Linked DNA regions of Homo sapiens: region 1 is linked to region 2. A link is a contact called in ENCODE Hi-C data. All regions are on one chromosome and are shown on one strand. The core of a region is the stretch at or near the end of the contact, and the rest is flanking DNA. Distances in the headings are between cores, read along the strand shown. Region 1 holds the start of ZNF236 (zinc finger protein 236). Region 2 overlaps TSHZ1 (teashirt zinc finger homeobox 1).

Region 1 (3,644 bases), core at 794-3,293, 1.6 Mb after region 2:
TTTGAGACGGAGTCTCGCTCTGTCGCCCAGGCTGGAGTGCAGTGGCGGGATCTCGGCTCACTGCAAGCTCCGCCTCCCGGGTTCACGCCATTCTCCTGCCTCAGCCTCCCGAGTAGCTGGGAATACAGACGCCCGCCACCACGCCCGGCCAAGTTTTTTTTTTTTTTTTTTTTGTATTTTTAGTAGGGATGGGGTTTCACCGTGTTAGCCAGGATGGTCTCAATCTCCTGACCTCGTAATCCGCCCGCCTCGGCCTCTCAAAGTGCTGGCATTACAGGCGTGAGCCACCGCGCCCGGCCACACACACACTTCTTAAACTCACTTAACTCTAAAGGTACACACAGGAAAGAAAGCTGGTGGTGTTATTTACATATGAGGCAAAGTTGACAATAGCAAGCATTATTAGAAATAAAGAGGAACATTTCACAATTGGAAATATTCAAAAGAGCTGGAATACATTTGTCTTATTTAAGGCATAGAGAGAAGACTCGCATGGCTGTAGACAAAACTGATTGGAGGATGACCAGGTACTAGGCTGTATCTGTAATCTAGGTGAGAGAGCATGGCTCAGGGGTAATATACGTGGGAATGGCTTGGATTTGGTTTATATATTGGAGCTAGATCTTTGATGAGATTGAGTGAAGGCTGCAGTGGGAAAGGGTAAGCAAGAATGACTCCTAGACACCGCTCAGCAATAAAAAGCACTTAAAATATTTATCAATATATAGATGAATTCCAACATAATTATGCTCAATGAACAGCCCCCACTTCCCTAAAGATTACGTGCGATACAATTCCATTTATATAAAACACCAAGAAAAACAGGTTGGGCACAGTGGCTCACATCTGCAATCCCAACACTTTGGGAGGCTGAGGCAGAGGGTCAATTGAAGCTAGGAGTTCCAGAGCAGGCTGGGCAACACAGAGAGACCCCATATGTTTAAAAAAAAACAAAAAGCTAGACATGGCGGTCCTCACCTGCAGTCTCAGCTACTCGGGAGGCTGAAGCAGTTGGATTGCTTAAGGGCAGGAGTTTGAGGCTACAGTGGGTCCCGATCGTGTCACTGCACTCCCGCCTGGGTGACAGAGCAAGCGAGACCCAGTCTGTATAAAAAGATATTTAAAAACTCCAGGAAATTCAAACTATAGTGACAAAAAGCAGATGGGTGGGAGGGGGAGGAGGGAAGGAGGGAGAGAGGAAAGGGTTACAGAGAGACGGGAGGAACATCTTCACTGTTGATTGTGATGATGGTTTCACAGTGTATACATGTGTCAAGATGTATCAAACTGCACACTTTAATTTGCGCCACTGCACTCCAGCCCAGGTGACAGAGTAAGGTCGCTTTCCCCGGGCTCGGCCGGCCTCTCCACCCGGCGCTCGGGTGCTGCGCTGCCTGTTCCTGTTGCCACTTCGTGTAAGTTAGCGCAGGCAACAACACACAAGACCAGCACACGTGAAATGGTCCATTTTAATGCACTGCCCCCAGGGAAAGGAACATTACCGGCTTCTGGCCATGTCGTCTTCCCAGTCCCAGATGGCGGTTCCGGGTTTGGGCTCCGAGGCCCTTCGCAGCACTAGGGCGGCGCGAGTAGGGCCGCCCTCCGAGCCATGCTGCGGTCCGAGGTGACGCGCGCACGCGAGTTCGCGGACACGCACGAGACGCCCGGGCCACGGAGGCGCGGGGCTGGCCCAGGGTCCCCGCCAGGCCGAGCTCTAGGGCTGCCGGCCCGGCCCGGTGACCCCCGCGCTCCCCTCCGTCCGCTAAGGCCCCGCGGCGCCGCGCATGCGCCCCGCCGCCGCCCCCGCCCCCACCGCGCCCGCGCCCGCGCCCAACGCCCCCACCGCGGCCCGCGGGCCATGGAACCTGCCAAGGCCGGCGCGGTTCGAGCGCTCCGGTGCGCGCGTTCAGGCGCCTTTCCCCCGTGAGCCCGGCGGCGCTCGGACCGGGCCGCCCGCCGCCGGGCAGCTCCGCCCGCCTCTAGCGCCGGCTGGGCGCGCCCCCGCCCCGGTGCCCGCGCGTGCGCGCCCCCGCCGCCGCGTGTGAGTGTGAGTGTGAGTGTGAGTGGGTGTGGGTGCGAGCCGGGCCGCCGACGATGCCGCGGGGCCGCCCCCCGAAGCCCAGGGAGAGCAAGGCGCGCGGCGACTCCGGTAAGGCCCGCGGCCGCGCCCTCGCGCCCCGCCGGCGGCCGGTGCGGGGCCCGCGCCCTGCCAGTCCCCGGATGCGGCGCGGGGGGCGCCGGGAGCGGCGGGGCGGGGGCGGGGGCCGCGCAGACCCGGGCCGCCGCCGCCGCCGACTGGCCGGGCGGGCCGCAGCGCGGGCGGAATGATACGGGCGAGTCGCCGCCCGGCCCCTCCGCGCGCTGGGCCTACTTTCCTGGGCCGGGCGGCGGCTGAGGCGGGAGGCGGGAGGCGGGTGAGGGAGCAGGCGGCCGCCTCCTGCGCGCGCCCTGCCCCCGCTGGCCCTGCCGCGGCCCGCGCTGAACTTGAGGGAAAGTGGCCGCCCCGTGTTCCGTCCCGGGGCCGGAGGGCCGCGGGGCGCGCTGGGGAGGCGGCCTGGCCAGAGCCCGGGCCTGCGGATACCGCGCCCCGGGCTCCTCCCGGACGGCGCCCCCGCCCGACCCTGCGCGGCGCCGGCTGCCCCGGGGACGTTGGGCTCGGCCCACAGGGAGGCCGTGGAGCGCGGGGTCGTGCACACAGTAGGCGCCAGCGTTGTCCGGGAAGCGCAGGGTCGTGCACACAGTGTGCTCCAGTGTTATCTGGGGCGCGCTGTGGGGCGTGCATACAGTAGGCGCCATTGTGATCCGGGAACTTGAACCCTGAGCCTCTGCAGACGCTGTGGGTAGTGCATACAGTAGGCGCCATTGTGATCCGGGGGGCTGGAACCCTGGGCATCTGGAGAGCGCTGTGGGTCGTGCAAACAGTAGGCACCATTGTGATCCGGGTAGCTTGAACCTGGAGCTTCTGGAGAGCGCTGTGGGTCGTGCATACAGTAGGCATCAGTGTTATGTGGGGAGCGCTAGATCGTGCACACAGTAGGCGTCAGGAAGTGTTTTCCCCAGTAATTTATTCTCCATGGTACTTTGCTAAAGTCATGAAATAACTCAGATTTTGTTTTCCAAGGAAGGAGAAAGGCCCAGAATTTAAGAGCAGGCAGACACACAACCGGGCACCCCCAGACCCTGGCCCTTCCAGCAGTCAGGAATTGACTTGCCTTCCAAAGCCCCAGCCCGGAGCTTGAGGAACGGACTTTCCTGCGCAGGGGGATCGGGGCGCACTCGCCGGTGCCGCGGTTCCCAGGTCGAGGGCAGTGGGGTAGGGGGCGCCGCGCTTTTTCTCGCGGGCGCCGTGGTTCCCGTGCGGCCTTGGACGCGAGTCTCCCCCTGCAGGCCTGGTCCCTGGTCCTGGTCACCCGTGCAACTGGAGCGGCGCTCCGCGTTTGGAAAGGGTTTTGAAGGGGGTTCTAAGGGGGAGTGGGCGCCTAGGACTCCCTATGGGAGTCGGTGGGTTATACCTTGACTGCCGTTGATTTTTATTTAACTGTTTAGCTTAGTGACTCAAGTGTTCCCCTTTTCTTGGGGATGAGTAAACTGAGGCTCATTAAAGAGCTTGTGACCAAACAACACAGGTGCCCCAGAGAAAGGTC
Region 2 (3,402 bases), core at 676-3,175:
CCTCACCGCCCTTCCAGGCACGTCACCAGCACCGAAGCGCCTTTACCTTATCAGCGTGGATTCAACCAAGACCTGCGCTTCACGTTTTGCTTCTTGAAAGCCAACATTTTGAAAAGAAAGTCAAACAGAGCATTTGTTAGTTGGGCATTTCCTACGAAAGACCAGCTCCAGTTCTTTGGAAGGAAATTGGCCAGATGCATGCACTGTTCAGGGCTTGTCTTAGTGCTAAAATGTAGCTAACGTGTGTGGCAAAGGTGAGGAAGTCCTGTGAGCTTCATAGTGGGAAGCGTCTCTTCTCATCTCAGGGCAGTGGGGATGACGATGGGGGCCTTGGTTCTCTGTTCAACCTCTGATGGGGTGTTTTTGGTTTCTGGTGTGTGTGTGTGTGTGTGTGTGTGTGTGTGTGTGTGTGTGTCAGAGAGAAAGAGAGAGGTAGGTCATATCCCTGTATCAGGTCCATCAAAACACACCCCAGTGCAGAACTCTTGATCCCTTGATTGCCTGCAAGCTCACAGCACACAGTGATAAGTGAAATCTCTGAGAGTAGATTTAATTTTATGAGCTGTATTATCCAAGAATACTAAGCCGTGGAGATCATGCTCAAGTCATGGGGTTTAAAGGGGTGATGGCTTCAGTTCTCTGTGTGGGGGAAGAAAGCCTGTGGCCTTTTTTTGTTTTTAGGCACAAAGCTAGTTTAATTGAAAGAATAATTTGATTTGCTGCTGCTACAGCAGAAGAGCTTGAGATGTGGCAAATTTTCTCTCCTTTCACCCAAACTCAAGAATTTAATGCTAGCAGGTGAACTTCTGAAGGCTGCTATCAAGTAGACAGAGACAATAACTGTCTTAAAAGCAGAATTTTGTCAATATTTTTTGCTGTGGGCCAAAGAACATTCACAATAATGGAGTACTAAAGCCCTGCTTGAAAATGCTGTAGAGGGAGCGGGAGTGGAGGATTTATTCCAAGTTTGAGCCTGCAGTGTTTTGGTGGTATATATGATTTCTGAATAATCTTTTTGCTCGAGCAAATGGAGGCACCCAGATATAATTTTCTGTTCAGGAAGAGCATTTGGTAGGCATTGCTACCCAGGGTTGCTGAACTGGAAGTGCCCTAGGCTGTAGTTTCTTTTCAGTTGCCGCATCGACCCACCACCGACCGTACACCTTCACCAAATGCCAGTGTTTTCTGACAGATAAAACAGGAGGTGGAATGGCCAGGAGCAGGCCATGCGGTCAGGGCTGAGGCGGTGGGCCTGCTGCTGGGAGAGGTACCCCAGAGGGCCACACTGCTCCTGCCAGGGGGGGCTGTGCCTCTTCTCTCAGTGAGTGGAGTCCCTTTGCCCTTGGTTTTAAATATGCCATTTCACCATGCTTTTGTAGAAAGTTGGTTAAACAGCAAATTGCACAACCCACAAAATGTAATGGCCTTTATGACTTAAAACAGATGCTAGATTCAGTTGCGTGAATTGCCTTGCCCCTTAAGTTATCTTACTTTGAAAAGAACGATTCCCTGAAATTTCACTTTGGAAAACACTGTTTCCCTCATTCTGCTTATGAGAACTGGTGCCTACATTTTTAATGCTATTGCAGTAAAGCGATTTTCTGATATAGATAGAGGTGAAGCCATTTTTGTAATTTTTCCAGTGTTCTCCGTATTTGGTATAATTAGAAGGGAGAGACGGAGGAGCAGTCACACACTCATATGTGAGCACACACACACTCACCCACAGCAGAGAAGCACAGCTTTGTCCTTCTTTTGAAGTGTGAAAAATATCAGTGACCTTATCATTAAATATACTTGTTGCTGTATTTATTTGAAATGTTCAGACCTTACTTTTTTTTTTTTTTTACTTCCTGTTCATTTTAGTGGGAAAGGGTGATAGCAAAAGATTTTATTTATTCAGAGCCACAGTGCAGGCAAAGTGAAAGTAAATCCTAGGCTTCCGGTGCATTCAGAAACCACAGTAAGAAAGCACTGTTTTCTCAAATATAAAGATAAGCGCACTAGCCAAATAATTTTTTTGAGGAGGTTGGAACAATAGAAGCCATCTAGAACTATTATTTGAGGCTATATATGAAAAATATATGTGAGCTTACAAAAATGTTTCTCATACTGGAAACTGTATCCATCAGGCAGACAAGACTTTCATCATGTTTATAGACAGTGATAGCAATGTAGCTCTGTCATAATATCAGTGGCCTCAGTAATTGTATTCTACTTCAAGTATAAGGTTCTGATTCTGGCGCAAGTTAATAATTCTGTTTTTACTGAAGACTTTTTCCCTTCAGAAATATCATATGATGAAGTTGCCTGTGGAAGGTGATCGAAGTGTATTCACCCTCAGGTTCATCTGGAAAGTCCTAGACTGTGGCCCACATGTTTCCTTCACGCTCACCTTCGTGTGTATTTCAGGCATTACCTTGTGATTGTTTAGATACTCTTATCATTATACATAATCCAAGGGTTATTTATCGTAAGATAGACTGAGTAATGCTGAACTCACAAATATGGGGCTGAAAATGTAAACACATTTTTGTAAATCCAATTGACAGTTAATTGGCCCACATTAATGGAGAGTTGAAGTGAAAGAAAATAGAAAACCACAAATTTCTAAAAGAAATTTTTCCCCTCATTTGGAATCCATTTTATACGTTTATTGGAAGCTAATGTTTCAGTTAACTATGACATATAGATATACGTTTACTTGCCTAATTATACTTGCTGTTAACAATACATCATGTGTTTGCCTGTGCGTCCAGCTTTGCGAGTGTGATGGTTTAATTACCCTCTGTGGTGTCTGCACGCTCTGCTAAGTCTTGTGTGGGGGAACGGTTAGAAATAGCCGCAGAGGCAAGGATTTAGAAGCTGGTGTGCCGTGAAGCCATAGGGTCACCCACCAGCAGCAGTACCAGGCGAGCCACCTCCGCGTGGGAGGAGGCCCAGGTGTCTGCTTCCTAACGCGGGGCCTGAGCCGGGCACCCTGGGGTGGAGAGGCTTGGATGGGAGCCCCAGATCTGGGCCACTGTGGTCCCTGGGCTACTGGGGGAAAGCCAGGTCCTTCACCGCCCTCCTGCCTACCCGGGGCTCTGGGCTCCAGGCCGTGGCTGCTCTCTGTCCCTTGTCCCTGCGGCCACCCAGGCCCCACCTGCTACCCGGGCAGGCTGCTCAGACACACATCCTTCCTAGTGGTCTTCCTGCAACTCCTCTGGTGGAGACCCCGGAGCCACACGGGTTGAGAGCCCTGGGTGCCTCGCCTGCCCCCACGGGGTCCTGGGGAGAGGATCATGCCCTGTGGCTCTGCATCGCTCTCACCCCTGTGGCGGGTGGGGGCAGCTGGCCTTCTCCCTGCCCTACCCCTGCAGTAGGTGGCGCAGGGTGCAGGCGGGTGGGTGGGGGGAACAG

Evidence for each region. Hi-C counts contacts between places; a loop is a spot of excess contacts on that map. Pooled maps may share reads with other maps.
Region 1: a loop to region 2 is called in a pooled map, with 4 times the contacts of the local background. The contact joins the promoter of ZNF236 here to the enhancer-like site in region 2. A Hi-C loop is called at or near these places in 4 of 50 pooled maps.

What each region holds. Positions count from the first base shown.
Region 1 is chr18:76,820,514-76,824,157 of GRCh38, forward strand. It overlaps ZNF236 (zinc finger protein 236), which reads left to right and starts at 2,044. Exons shown (of 31, transcript NM_001306089.2): 1 at 2,044-2,149. The coding sequence starts at 2,095. ZNF236-DT (ZNF236 divergent transcript) reads right to left here and starts at 1,782. Exons shown (of 3, transcript NR_040024.1): 1 at 1,503-1,782. RefSeq lists enhancers at 1,326-1,405, 1,446-1,555 and silencers at 1,626-1,815, 1,936-2,675.
Region 2 is chr18:75,246,031-75,249,432 of GRCh38, forward strand. The region is part of intron 1 of TSHZ1 (teashirt zinc finger homeobox 1); the gene reads left to right. Among named protein-coding and RNA genes, the nearest start is that of TSHZ1, 37 kb to the left of the region's middle. Within about 2 kb of position 1,926, at least 14 of the 41 ENCODE cell types and tissues checked have a DNase peak (open chromatin) inside an H3K27ac peak, as active enhancers do.